Linked DNA regions of Homo sapiens: region 2 is linked to region 1. Evidence: chromatin loops called from intact Hi-C (ENCODE). Cell type or tissue: tibial artery. All regions are shown on one strand.

Region 1 (8,000 bases):
AGCTTCAGGGTCCTTGCTTCATCTTCCCCACAAGGAGCAATTTGGACTTCAGAAGGGTAACTTGCTTTACATTAAAATAGCTCTTAATAGCTTTTTGTCAAGCCAATTGAACCCAGCTATTTTCTTTTCAATACTATGAGCTATTGCCATCTCTATTTTACAAAGAGGCAAATAAAGTCCAGAGAGATCAAATATTTGTTCAGAGACCACAGCTATGAACTGACCAAGTTAAGGATTTAAATTTTGTCGTGTAATAAGCAGGTCAATATCCTTACCCACTCCCCGCCATTTAAAAATCCTGCAATTTAGGGTGGTTAACATGAAAGAAAGATGGGTAAATAAGAAACTATGGGAAAGATCATTCATTGGTACTGAGATAAAGTTAGTTTAAATCAGTGAGGAGTCAAAAACAACAGATGCTTTCAAAGAAATCCAGTTTGCTTTCTGCCATTTTAAGTATAATACTTACTTGTTTAAAAACAAGTTTTTAAATTATACTTGTATGGTTACATTAGCAAATTTATAATAAAAATGTTGACTATTTTATGCAGCCTTCCAAAGTTTATGAAAATTTAAAACTCTTCCCCTAGAATTAATGTATGTTACTAATTTTTTACAGACAGTTTTATCATGAAGTAAACTTCAACCCTGACTATATCTGTACAACAGTAATAATGATAATAACTATCTAGTAAAAAAAACTAGAATTATATTATTTATCTCTCAGAGCCAACACCTGAGGTAAGCTGTTATTATTACCCCATGTTACAGAATAGAACAGGGAGTCTTAGAGAATCTATATAATCTTACAAAGCCACAAGTTAGTACGCAGAGCTAGACTCAAACTTCTGACCCTCTAAGCTTCAGAAACCAATTCTTAACCATCATACTCCAGTGCTTCCTAAGTAAAAAAGACATAATAAATTTAAGACATAGCATTAGTAATTTAGGAAGAATACCTGAGGGTGGAACCTGTTACATAAGGTAAATATATAGCTATTCTGGCAAGAAATATTGAAATCAGATAGATTGGTGCATCTTAGAGATGGGTTGAACAAAACCTTCTGAAAGTGGAAGTGCTTCCCGAAAAAAGGTCAGGATCGTACCATCTCTCTGTTGACATAACAGAAGACATCACAAAGTCCACTCATCTAATAAGACAGTGTTTTATAAAGACTTGTCAGCTTCCATCTAGAATTGATCTGGAATTTGTTTCCTGGTTAGAAAACGGAAGCAAGGGAGTTTAAGATGATCCCAAGACTATGCAGGGGCTGCTACTGGGGTTGAAACTGCGTGTAATATGCCTGTCTTTCCTGCGTTCCTCTGGCCAAGACCTGTATATTTCACTGCTCAAAATTCCTTCAAATTCTGCTATTCTGTGATATCACCGGGAAAGTAAACTACCCCCTAGGTGTGAGGTAACAACTCTTCTAGGAGATAGATTACAGCTTCAGGCTCCCAAATTGCCAATTAGTGTACTGGAGATGAAATGTAATGTCCTGAAAGAGTTAGTGTTCCAAAGAGCCAAAAAGGTGTTTCTTATTCACCTTGAGGGCTGGCTGGTGGAAGTTACCTGTCTAAGAACCAGCATACCATTTTAAAATATGTATCCTGCGAGTAAAGCCAGGTTCATTCACCTTTGTCTAAATCATCAGCAAACCAACATATGAAAAATGAAATCAACTACAGTGTGTTTATGGGGAAAAGTGACATTATCTCAAGGAAACTAATTGGAAAACTTTTATTTTGTCTGAAAATTCCCTGAAGATATCATTTATCAAAGAATTTGTGTCCTGAGCTGTTATATATGATACTCTCCAAACAGTGAGCTGTTAATTCACTGCCTTATCTCCCTAAATCCACTAATCTTTTTTCTCATATTTTACTTTCTCCCGAATTGTGTAGTGAAATATGAGGCTGTAGAGGTTTCATGTACTGCAAAATACCCAGTGCTCTCGGAACATCCACTGATACATTTAGGGATCCCTCTAAACAATACTACTGTCATTCCCTATTCAAGTGAAACCTTCTCCCTGGGTTCATTTCCTTGTCCCTACTCTGTCCTTGACTTCACCTCTGCTGATCTCATCCCTACTTCATACCATGCCTTGTCACACACACACAGGTAAAGGGTATTTTTAAACCTGACTTCAAGGTGAGAAAATTCAAAGTATAATTAATTGCCACTAATGGAGATGGTTGCTGTAATGCCTGAGTTTTCAGGGGGGTTTATAATTTTTAAGGCTCCCAATTACTTACTATCAAGGTTGTTAGAGTCACGCCATAAAAGTCTCAAATGCCTTCACCTGATTGTGCTTACTAATCATTCAGCAAATATTTGTTGAAGAATTTCTATGTGCTGATATTAGAGATACAGCAGTGCTCAAGAGAACAATGGGCTTTCTCTCACAGATCTTCAGGATAAAATGGAGATACATACTACTAAACACACAATTTCAACATGGTGTTTTTAGTATTGTGATGAGGAAGATAAGAGGGTCAAGCATGCACCTTCTCCTTCCTGGATCCACCTTTTGTTGGTCCTTATGAGTCTTAACTGAATCCAGTGGTCTGCTACCTGGGGCAATATTCAGCATATTGAACTACTAGGTATCAGGACTGACTGAGCACTTAACATATATTACTTCATTTAATCATTCCAACAACACAATGAAGGTGTTATTACTATTTTAACAAATGAGAGAGCTGAGTCAAGAAAGTTTATACAACTTGCCCCAGAACTAACAGTTAGTAAATGGTAGAGATAAAATTTCATGCCAAGCAGTTAGGTTCCATAGCCCACATGCTTAAGGACTCTACAAACCTACCTATTGTTCTTGTATTAGTTTGCTCTCAAGGACTAATAAAGACATACCCAAAACTGGGTAATTTAAAAAGCAAAGAGGTTTAATGGGCTCACAGTTCCCTTTGGCTCGGGAGGCTTCATAATCATGGCAAAAGACAAAGGAAGAGCAAAGGGACGTCTTACATGGTGGCTGGCAAAGAGAATGAGAGCCAAGTGAAAGGAGAAACCCAGCATAAAACCATCAGGTCTTGTGAGACGTATTCACTACCATGACAACAGTATGGGGCAACCACTCCCACGATTCAATTATCTCCCACCAGGTCCCTCCCACAACATGTGGGAATTATGGGAGTTACAATTCAAGATGAGATTTGGGTGGGGACACAGCCAAACCATGTCAGTTCTACACTTTCATAATTGGAGTACTCTCAGAATCATTTCATTCATCCACAAAATGCATCCATCTGTTTAGCCCACAAATACTTATTGAGTGCTTACTGTAAAGTCATAATGATAAAGCAGAAAAGGAGACACCATCCCTGCCCTCTAAGGAATGTGAAGTCCATTTTGAGAAACACTAACTTAGGAGGCAAGGTCAACATGATTTCTTCAGAAACATCTAACTACCCCAAACTTTGGGGAAAGACAGGAACATTTTCTCAGTATTTAATCTCTTCCCCATCTGAAGGGTAACCAGGAGTTAGCCAGTGAAGGGTCTTTGGGTCAGAGAGAAGAACAAGTACATGAGCATGAATGGAGAGAGAGCTTTGCATATTCCAGAAAAGCAATGAGCTGGTGGCTTTTGGAGTCTCAGTCTATTGGGATGGAGTGAGAATGACAGGAGGTAGGGGTGAAGAGAAAAGCACGTGTCATGTCATGAAGGGCTTTGTATGCATGCCTTTTATCCTGAAGGTCTGAAGATATTTAATCAAAAGAGTGACAACACCAGAACTGGTTTAGGAAGAGAACTTTGACTATATGTCACTTTCTATCTTTATAATATCACATCTAACCAAGTTCTCTATTTGAACATAGAAAACAGCAAACCTCTCTCCTTCTTTCCCTTATTATGTTGGTAGAACTTCACCAACAATTCAGAATAACTGCTCTTGAGAAGGCTGTTTTCTCAAAACTCTCCAATAATGTAAGTTTGATTATTACCACCAAATTCCTTTCCTCCTCTTTTTCCTTTCCTCCTCTTTGGTTTCACAAAACAGAATGAAACAAAAATGAGCAGAACAAGAAAAATGTTGCTTTGGATGTGATGAATGATCACATTTAATATTGTTCTCTTGGAACATTTTTCTCTTTAGAAAAATATTATCAAATAGCTAACAAAACATGCAAAAAGGCAAAACCTATTAACTTAACTCAGTTTAATCACCTAATGCCTGTATACAGCTCACGCTTTTAATTGCATTACAACTTCACTCTTTCTACCTTGTTTCAAAACACAATATTTCTATGCCTTCTCTGGGTTTCAAAAACCACTCCTCAACTGCATTTTAGTGACTATACTTTTTATTTTTTGTGGGGGGATGGAGTCTCACTCTGTCTCCCGGGCTGGAGTACAGTGGTGCAGTAGCATGATCTCGACTCACTGCAACCTCCGCCTCCCGGGTTCAAGCAATTCTCCTGCCTCAGCTTCCCAAGTAGCTGGGACTACAGGCATGCACCACCACACCTGTCTAATTTTTGTATTTTTAGTAGAGACAGGATTTCACCATGTTGGTCAGGCTGGTCTCACTCTTGACCTCAGCTGATCCTCTTGCCTCAGCCTCTCAAAGTGCTGGAATTGCAGGCGTGAGCCACCACACCTGGCCAGTTTTGCTCTTTTGTATAAATCATGTGGACAAAGGAATACATAATGTACGTACATATATATTTCTTTAAATTTTAATAAAAACTATGAAGTAAACATCAGTGTATCCATCATCCAGTATAACATATGAAAGATTAAAAACAAGTTTGAAGCCCTTCTTACAGTTCTCTCCACATCCCTCTCCCTCTTCCCAGGAGCACTTAGGATTCTAATATTCTTGTAAATTACTCCTTTGTTTTCCGTGCAGTTATGATATTTAAGTGGGAATCTCTAAATACTATAGCTGAGTTTTGATTCTTTGGAACTTTGTATAAATAAAATAAAAATAGATTGTCTGCCATGCAGCTTCTATAAATCAAACAAAAGGATTTCTGTGAAGCTTAAGGGCACTGTCCCTCAGCTGTCTAGCAGGAGCCCAAGGTAGAGAAGGGGTACTCTTAAAGAGACTTGTGGTGTAAGTTTGTCTAACGAATATATGGAAAAGTCCAGCAAAATTCTCAGAAGGGTTACATTTCCAGCATCATTGCCAGCTGGGCCTGAGGAGAAAAATAATAGTATGGAGTTAGGAGAGGCCATTGAACCCCCAGAGTTTTACCAGCAAGAAGAAGACTGAGAGAACTGCTCAGCTACAGGCATGTGCTGCCTGTTTGTAAAAATAAAATTATGGGGGTGGAAATAAGAGCCCGAAGAGAGGAGCAGGGAGCCACAGTGAATTCTTCCCAGACTTTGAGAGCTAATAGAGTACTTTCCAATTTGCCTGGCTGGATTTCAGAATTTTTATGGACTCCTTAGAGGCTCCCATTTTATCTCTTTTGAACATGAATGTTTATAGTAGCTATACTATGCCTTCCCCCCATCATATTAATATGTTAGGGGTGAGGGTGGAAGACAACCTCTCAGTTTTGTTTCACATATCTGTAGATCAGGAGAAACTGTATGTGGGGAGCTGTACCCAAGGAATCACATCAATGAGCCTCATCTACTCCTGGTCCAGGTTTAGATGGCAAGATCCTGGGCTTTAAGGCAATGGTATAACAGAATGAAATATGACCTATGGTGTGTAGTGAATGTAGTTCATGTCCTGGGAGCCACAGGACAGTCTGTGGTAGGCAGCTGCCAAAAAGATCTCTGATGAGACTTGCTTTTTAGTTCTCATACCCTTGTGTAATCACGTTGAGTATGAGATGGACTTAGTGACTTTCTTCTAATAAATATGGTAGACATAATGGACTGTCATTGTCAAGATTAGGCTATAAAATAATTGTGGTTTCCATCTTAAGTTGGTTTGCTCACTCTCTCTCGCTCGCTCTCTCTCGTCATTTGCCCTCTGGAAAGAAAATTGCCCGTGGAGAGGCCCACATGCTGAGGAACCAAAGCCTGCCAATAACTAGGTAAGTAAGCATGGAAGTAGATTGCCCCCCTTCAGTTTGAGATGAGACCACTGTCCCAACCAACAACTTGAATGCAGCCTCATGAAAGACCTTGTGCCAGAAGTACTCAGCTAAACTTCTCCCGTGTTCCTGATCCACATAAAGTGAAAGACACTAAATGTTTGTTATTTTAAGTTGCTGAGTTTGGAGTTAATCTGTACTGTATCAATAAATAACTAATACAGACTTTGTTGAAAGCAATACAAAACAAATATATATTTACCTCAGATCCTTGATTACCTGATTTCTTAGTCTGCATGGTTTATAAGCCAAGACTAATTAATTCTGTCAAAAATAATTCCAAAGTTTCTGAACCAGTAGGTCTGAATAGCCAGACTATACAAAATGTATATCCTCCGTGATAACTGCTTAAAGTGAGTATAGCAGTATAAAGTGATTATAATACCTTATGTTTACATAGGTTTTTGTTTACAGACCAGTTTCACATAAATGGCCCATTTTTATTCTCAGAAATCAGTCTATGAACTTAGCTATTACAATTTCAGTTTTAAAGATGAATAAAGTAGATAGCAGAAAAGTTAGAGACAAGCACATACTCATTTTCTAATAAATAACAAAACAGGCCTTAAATGTTTGCCTTGTAACTCCACCATCTACCCTCAGCACTGTTTTGGAGTTGTTCTGGTTTGATGGCAGTCTGCAGTTGTATAGACCTAGAAGAATAATTTTTAAGTGCCAGACACTGCTTAGCATCTTATAAATTACAACTTAGCTCTAAGAATATACTGGCTTACTCAGATTAAAATAGCTGATAACTAAATGATTCTATTACATAAAAACAAAATAAGCAGGCTTTACTAATAGACCTAATCATTATTAGATGAGCACTATTTTTCACTATCAATAGCCTTGATATAAAGAAAGCAACTTAAATTCAGAGCCAAGTTTTGCCTCTGACTATAAAATTGGAGGCTCTTAAATATATGATAAAAAAAATCTGATTGCATCTTCTCTCATTTTTTTGCCACTACTGTCATTCTAAAATATTCAGGGCTCCAATTTTCCTCAACTTTGCAGAAAGCATTGAAAGTAATTTTGTGGAAAGAAAGCAAAATGTGGCAGATTATCTCTATTACATACATCAAAAAATATAGCATTCTATTCTCAAGTTAAAATATACCAAAGAGACCCTGTGGTTTTTGTGTAGGAAGAGATTGAAAGAAAATCAACTGAACATACCTCAAAACAAAAAAAAACAAAACAAAAAAAAAAAAAAAAAAGGGAGGTGGGGCCTTCTCAACAATGCTTTCTAAATACGCTGTTAAGTTTTTAGACTCCCAGTGGTTTCAGAAGACAGGTAAGCAAAAACTTTTTATATTTAATTTATATTTCCCATCCATCAAAGATTGCTTTTTAAATTTGTTTTTTATGGCTTTGTCAGCAGCCATTTTTCAATAGAGGTATAAATGTAACTTGAATTTTTAATGATAAACTGATAAAAGTCATTTTCATAAAACAAAAAATCGCTATTTCAAATCTTTTAAGGTATCTTTTTAAGTTTTTTGAATTGGAGTTCACATTTACAAAAGGTTTCAGATGGCTAGTGGAAACTTGAAAATTCATTCAGTAAAGAGATTTCTGCTTCTATGGCACTTTTAATGAACTAATGTATGCATTTTTTTTGAGTATTTTACAAAGAAAGATATTTGCATAAAAATAGAATTTGCATTTTTAAGAGATCATCTGTTCCTTATTCTTCTTTACTCAAAATCATAATGTTATCTTTACAACATCATAATCCTTTCCACAGGGACAAAATCTGATGTCATAAACGACCATTATGATTTCAAGTGTGCAATAAGCACAGACAGAAAATACACTTTTTATTTTTGTAAAAGAAAAAAAACTTCATTTACAAAAACAAAATTCACAGCATTTGACAAAACAGTCAACATTTTACACCTGTTGTTTTTTTCAGCAG
Region 2 (8,000 bases), 110 kb after region 1:
TAGACTTAAACCAACAAAAAAAGTGATAATATCAATAAAAATAGGTTTAAAGACACATGCACGTGTATGTTTATTGCAGCACTGTTCACAATACCAAAGACTTGGAACCAACCCAAATGTCCATCAATGATAGACTGGATAAAGAAAATGTGGCACATGTACATCATAGAATACTACGCAGCCATAAAAAAGGATGAGTTCATGTCCTTTGCAGGGATATAGATGAAGCTGGAAACCATCATTCTCAGCAAACTAACACAGGAACAGAAAACCAAACACCACATGTTCTCACTCATAAGTGGGAGTTGAACAATGAGAACACATGGACACAGAGAGGGCAACATCACACGTCAGGACCTGTCAAGGGGTGCGGGTCTAGGGGAGGGATAGCATTAGGAGAAATACCTAATGTAGTTGATGGGTTGACGGGTGCAGCAAACCACCATGGCACATGTATACGTATGTAACAAACCTGCACGTTCTGCACGTGTATCCCAGAACTTAAAGTATAATCAAAAATAAATTAATTTTAAAAAATAGGTTTATCTCAATGAAGGTCATATATGACAAACCTACAACCAACATGATACTCAATGAGGAAAAGATGAAAGCTTTCTCTATACACAAATAACAGACAAACAGAGAGCCAAATCATGAGTGAACTCCCATTTACAATTTCTTCAAAGAGAATAAAATACCTAGGAATCCAACTTACAAGGGATGTGAAGGACCTCTTCAAGGAGAATTACAAACCACTGTTCAATTGCATAAAAGAGGATACAAACAAATGGAAGAACATTCCATGCTCATGGGTAGGAAGAATCAATATCATGAAAATGGCCATACTGCCCAAGGTAATTTACAGATTCAGTGCCATCACCATCAAGCTACCAATGACTTTCTTCACAGAATTGGAAAAAAACACTTTAATGTTCATATGGAACCAAAAAAAGCCCGCGTTGCCGTGATAATCCTAAGCCAAAAGAACAAAGCTGGAGGCATCACACTACCTGACTTCAAACTATACTACAAGGCTACAGTAACCAAAATAGCATGGTACTGGTACCAAAACAGAGATATAGACCAATGGAACAGAACAGAGCCCTCAGAAATAATACCACACATCTACAATTATCTGATCTTCGACAAACTTGACAAAAACAGCATAATTAGTCATTAGTAAAATGCAGATTAAAATCACAACAAGACACTACGTTGTGCCTATTAGAATAGCTAAAATTAAAAATGCTGACCATACCAAGTACTGGGGAGGATGTAGAGCAACTTGAACTCCCACACACTGTTGGTTGAAATGTGAAGTGGCAGCACTATTCACAATAGCAAAGACATGGTCAGCATAAATGCCCATCAATGAGAGACTGGGATAAAGAAAATGTGATATATATATATATATATATATATATATATATATATATATATATACACACACACACACACATATATATAGAGAGAGAGAGAGCTAGATACATATATATAGAGCTAGATACATATAGAGAGAGAGCTAGATACATATATATAGAGAGAGCTAGATACATACATACACACACATACACACACACACACACACACACACACACACACACACACCCCTTGGGATACTATGCATCCATAAAAAAGAATGAGATTATGTCCTTTGCAGGGACATGGATGAAGCTGGAGACCATTATCCTTAGCAAACTAATGCAGGAACAGAAAACCAAATACAGCATATTCTCATTAGTAGAAGCTAAATGGTGAGAACACATGGACACGTAGAGGAGAACAACATACATGGTGGCCTTTCAGAGGGTGAAGGGTGGGAGGAGGGAGAGGATGAAGAAAAATAATTAATGAGCACTAGACTTAATACCTGGGTGATGAAATAATCTGTACAACAAACCCCCATGGCATAAGTTTACCTATGTAACAAACCTGAACTTGTACCTTTAACTTAAAAGTTAAAAAAATAAAGATTAATAGGCTCTAATTTCATATTATGCATCCTTTGCTAACACATGAGTAAATTTTTCTCAACTTGAAAAAAAAAAGTGAAGTGGCATAACCACTTTGGAAAATATTTTGGCAGTTTCTTTAAATGTAAACATATACCTACTCTATGATACAACTATCCAACTCCTAAGTATTAACCCAAGAAAAAAAATGAAATGATCAAAATGTGCATCAACAAATAAATGGATAAACAAGCAGTGGGGTATCCACACAATGAAATACCACCCAGCAAATAGAATGGAATAAATTGATGATACATGCAACAACATGGATGAATCCCGAAGTAATTATACTGAAAGAAGCCAGAGAAACACAAAGAATACATATGATTCCCTTTATACAAAACTCTAGAAAATGCAAACTAATCTCCAGTGATAGAAAACAGGTTAGTAACCACTGGGGATTGAGATGGTGGTGGGACAGTGGGGGAATGGTGTCAGGAGTGAGATGGAGGTATTACAAATCAGTTATGAGAAAACTTTGGGGTGATGAGTATCTTTATTCATTAACTTGATTGGCATCATGGGTTCGTGGGTACATACATATGTCAAGACTTGTCAAATACTACACTTCAAATTTTTCCAATTTATTGTAGGTTAATTATACCTTAATTAAACTGTTTTTAAAAATGTCACAAAGGAATTGCCAACCTTTGCTTATAAATAAGTAAATTTTAGGAGACCTGCCTTCTTTTCCACATTACAGGGTGAGGCCGTACTGGTTGGTAGAAAAGAAGTCAGGCCTCCTAATCTGAAAACAATTGCCACTGAAGCATTCATTGAGATCTATATGAATACATTCTTCTGTCTTCCCTAATAAAGACAGCATCGTACTTTCTGGCTCTTTAAAATCCACACTGTGGCTACAATATTTGTTCATTTGAAATCCATGTATTATAGATTTATTACACGGGAGGCACTCTGATAAAACTTCCAATGTTTATATTAGAGGCAAAGAATACAAAAATAGCAACACCAGAAAACATCATCCCATCATTGTGCTTAACACAACACCACTAGAATTGCTACATGGAATAATGACACATGAACTCCATGAGATACAGCCTTTGGCAACTGTTCTATTGTCAGATATACCACAGTGGCTGTCACTTAGTAAATGCTCAATAAAATGTGTTATAGTATAAACCAGGGGTCCCAACCCCCAAGCCATGGCCTGTTAGGAGCCAGACCACACAGCAGGAGATAAGCAGCACAACAGCCAGCATTATCGCCTGAGCTCTCCCTCCTGTCAAATCAGCAGTGGCATTAGATTTTCACAGGAGCATGAATGCTTGCACATGCGAGGGATCTAGGCTGCATGCTTCTTATCATCTCATGCTTGATGATCTAAGGTGGAACAGTTTCAACCCAAAACCATCCCTCTTCTTCATCCATGGAAAAGCTGTCTTCCAAAAAACTGGTCTCTGGTGCCAAAAAAGTTGGGGACTGCTGGTGTAAACTATAACGTATATGCTTGGTCAAGCAATATCAGCAGAGCACTCCAGCCTGGGCAACACAGTGAGACCCAGTTTCTTAAAAAAGATGCTCTAAATACATCAATTATATTCATCTTCACTGAAACTCTGTGACATTGATATTATAACCCCATTTTACAAGTGAGAAAATTAAGACACTAAGATCACACAACTAATGTGAAAGTCCAGTGTTTTTCTAGAACACTTTAAAATTTTAAATTAAGTTTAAAAAAAAATCTTGTTCATGTCACTCTTTGATTCAATTTTACTTGACAGTACACTCTCCGCTGGAAAAGCCCCACCTAAGGAATCCCTGAACTGTGCTATCTCAACACTGTCACCCTGGCACCAGCAAGTCAAGACAAACCACCCCAGTCAGACCATGGCGGAGGGAAGGCCAATAACACCAGGGAATTCCACGCCCTCCAGCTTCTCTCACACTTGCATTTGGAATGTGAGTTCTTAATACCAAAAGGGAAAACAGGCCAGTTATAAGTGTGCCATTTTACACATGAGCAAACACAGCATAGTGCAGCACATTCCAGCACTGAGACAGCCAGATTTTGATAAGAGTGTTAGTCATTACGCCAATAGTGGAAACTGTGTGGGAGGATTTTCTTTAACTTGTCTCTCTGTCAATCCAGAAAGAGAAAAGAGGAAAATTGTGAAAAGCAAGATTCTGAAAGATGGCTTGAGTAAAATTCTTCTCAAAAAGAGACTATAAATAATGACTATACCTGGCTATTGCTAAGCAGTGTTTAGTCACTTATGACACTGTTACTGAAAAGTAATGTTTACATAGTGTGATTATTTACCAAGTTGTTTTGATTTCTATCCTGACTATGTATCTCATTGAGAGAAGCTGTGCTGTTGCTACCAATTCTGAAAAAGGCAGACTGGTTTCAGGATACCAAGGCTTTATCAACTGTGTTTACCACTGTATCCTTGTACTCAGAACAGTTGAGGGGCCCAGGGCAGAGGTTTCTGTTTTCGAAGTCTAAGGGCAATGCTGCCTTAGATCTCATCTCAAGAAATAATTGTTCTCTATCCTTTAGCACCCACTTCTTGAAAAGAATGCCCTACCCCCTATTAGCACTTACTCTGCTCTCTGTTCTTTCTTTACTTGTAACTCCAAAATCTTTACTTGTAACATACCCCCCTCTAAAACCAGAGAAAAAATGTCAGCTTCAAATAAAGACCCTGCACAAAGTCTCAGCCTGGTGAAAACATCCAGAAAAGAAGCCTATTGACTGTACTCAATCTACATGGCAGTTAAAGGAATACCCACACCCAGAGATGAGAAAGAATCAATGCAAGAACTCCAGTAACTCAAATGGCCAGAGTGCTGTATGTCCTCCAAACAACCACACCCATTCTCCAACAAGACTTAATAAGGCTGAACTGGCTGGAATGACAGACATAAAATACAGAATATGAATAGGAACAAAGATAATGAGATTCAGGAGGACAGCAAAACCCAATGCAAGGAAATTAAGAATCATAATAAGGTGAAACAGGAACTGAAGGATTAAAGAGCCAGAATATAAAAGAACCTAACAGTTCTGACAGAACTAAATAACACAGGCCAGGTGCAACGGCTTACACCTGGAATCCCAGCACTTTGGGAGGCCAAGGTGGGTGGATCATCTGAGATCAGAAGTTCAAGACCAGCCTGACCAACATAGTGAAAGCCCGTCTGTAACTAAAAATACAAAAATTAGCAGGGCATGGTGGTGGGCGCCTATAATCCCAGCTACTCGGGAGATTGAGACAGGAGAATTGCTTGAACCCGGGAGGCGGAGGTTACAGTGAGCCAAGATTATGCCATTGCACTCCAGCCTGGGTGACAAGAGTGAAATTCCGTCTCAAAAAAGAAAAAAAGAAAGAACCAAGAAAGAACTAAACAACACAATACAAGAATTTCACAATGCAATCACAAGTATTAACAGCCAAATAAACTAAGCTAAGGAAAGAATCTCAGAATCTGAAGAATGGTTTTCTGAAATAAGATAGACAAAAATAAAGAAAAAAGAATTTCAAGCAATGAACAAAACTTCTGAAAAGTAGGCGATTATGTAAAGAGATCAAATCTACAAATCACTGTCATCCCTGAAAGGGAGGGGGAGAAAGCAAACAACTTGGAATACATATTTCCATGAAAACACATTGTCCATGAAATACATATTGTCCATGAAAACATCCCCAACCTTGCTAGAGAAGCCAACAGTCAAATTCAAGATATACAGAGAACTCCTGCAAGATTCTACAAAAGAAGATCATCCCCAAGCACATAATCATCAGCTTTTCCAAGATCAAAATAAAAGAATGTTAAAGGCAGACAGAGAAAGGGCAGGTCATCAGCAAAGGGAACCCCATCAGGCTAATAGCAAACCTCTCAGCTGAAACCCTACAAGCCAGAAGACACCAGGGTCCTATGTTCAACATTCTTAAGGAAAAAAGTCTTCAACTAAGAATTTCATGTCGAGCAAAACTCAGCTTCCTAAGTGAAGGAAAAATAAGTTCTTTTTCAGATAAGCAAATGTTGAGCAAATTTATTACCATCAGACCTGCCTTAAAAGGGATCTTGAAAAGAGCACTAAATGTAGAAAAAAAAGACTGCTACCAGCTAATACAAGAAAATACTTAAACATACAGATCAGTGTCACTGTAAAGCAACCACATAAATAAGCCAACATAATAACCAGCTGACAACACAATGACAGGATCAAATCCACACATATTGATACTAACCTTGAATGTAAATGGGCTAAATGCCCCACTTAAATGGTACAGAGTGGAAAGCTGGATAAAAATGGAAAGCTGGACAATGCTATGCCATCTTCAAGAGACCCATCTCACATGTAGTGACACTCATAGGCTCAAAATAAAGGGATGGAGGAAAATCTATCAAGTAAATGGAAAACAGAAAACACCAGGGGTTGCAATACTAATTTCAGACAAAACAGATTTCAAGCCAACAAAAATCAAAAATAAAAAAGACAAAGAAGGGCATTACATAATAGTAAAGGATTCAATTCAACGAGAAGACCTAACTATCCTAAATATAGATGCACCCAACAGAGGAACACCCAGATTCATAAAGTAAGTTATTAGAGAACTACAAAGAGACATAGACTCCCACACAATAATAATGGGAAACTTCAGCACTCCACTGACAGTATTAGACACATCGTCAAGGAAGAAAACTAACAAAGACATTCAGGACCTAAACTCAACATTGAACCAAATAGATATGGTAGGCCTTTACAGAACACTCCACCCCACAACAACAGAATATACATTCTTCTCATTGCCATATGGCACATATTCTAAAATCGACCACATAATTGGACATAAAACTATCCTCAACAAATGTTAAAAAAAATTATAACACACACACACTTAAGACCACACCATAATAAAAATAGAAGTCAAGACTAAGAAAATTGCTCAAAACCATGCAAACACATAGAAATTAAACAACGTGCTCTTGAATGACTTTTGGGTAAATAATGAAATTAAGGCAGAAATCAAAAGTTTTTTTAAACTAATGAGAACAAAGATAAAACATATCAGAATCTCTGGGACACGGCTAAGGCAATGTTAGTAAAATTCTTAGCACTAAATGCTCACATCACAAAGTTAGAAAGATCTCAGATTAACAACTTAACATCACAACTGAAAGAATTAGAGAAGCAAGAATAAATCAACCCAAAAGCTAGCGGAAGATGAGAAATAATCAAAAATCAGAATTGAACTGAAGGAAATTGAGACACCAAAAAAAGTTCAGAAAATCAATAAATCCAAAAGTTGGTTTTTTGAAAAAACTAATAAAATAGGCCACTAACTAGAGTAATAAAGGAGGAAAAGAGACTATCCAAATAAACACAATTAGAAATGACAAGAGAATGTTACTACTGACCCCACAGAAATAAAAACAACCATCAAAAACTACTATGAACACCTCTATGCACACAAACTAGAAAATCTAGAAGAGATGAATAAATTCCTGGACACATACACCCTTCCAAGACTGAACCAGAAAGAAACTGATTTCATGAACAGACCAATAACGAGCTCTGAATTTGAATCAGTAATAAATAGCCCAACAACCAAGAAAAGTCTTGGGACCTGATGGGTTCAGTCGAATTCTACCAGATGTTCAAAGAAGTACTGGTAGCATTCCTACAGAGACCACTCCAAAAAACTGAGGAGGAAGGACTCCTCACCAACTCATTGTGTGAGGCCAGCATCATCCTGATACCAAAACTTGGCAGAGATACAACAAAAAAAGAAAACTTCAGGCCAATATCCTTGCTGAACATTCATGTAAAAATCCTCAACAAAATACTCACAAACTGAATCCCAGCAGCACATCAAAAAGCTAATCCACAATGATCAAGTAGGCCTCATCCCCGGGATGCAAGGTTGGTTCAACATACACAAATCAATAAAGGAGATTCATCATATAAAGAGAACTGAAGACCAAAACCACGTGATTATCTCAACAGACACA

The links. Hi-C counts contacts between places; a loop is a spot of excess contacts. Peaks named below come from ENCODE experiments on the same cell type or tissue, not always from the same donor. Only the 100,000 strongest peaks of a DNase experiment are listed, where the experiment ranks them.
Region 2: it touches region 1 in a loop (13-fold over the local background); 2 of 110 quality-filtered maps call a loop at or near these places.

Annotation. Positions count from the first base shown.
Region 1 is chr13:60,873,749-60,881,748 of GRCh38, reverse strand. No RefSeq gene overlaps it. Among named protein-coding and RNA genes, the nearest start is that of LINC01442, 39 kb to the left of the region's middle. RefSeq lists an enhancer at 1-497. In tibial artery, no CTCF peak of the experiment used is centred here; no DNase peak of the experiment used is centred here.
Region 2 is chr13:60,762,181-60,770,180 of GRCh38, reverse strand. No RefSeq gene overlaps it. Among named protein-coding and RNA genes, the nearest start is that of LINC00378, 93 kb to the right of the region's middle. RefSeq lists a silencer at 3,932-4,226. In tibial artery, no CTCF peak of the experiment used is centred here; no DNase peak of the experiment used is centred here; H3K27ac peaks cover 503 bases.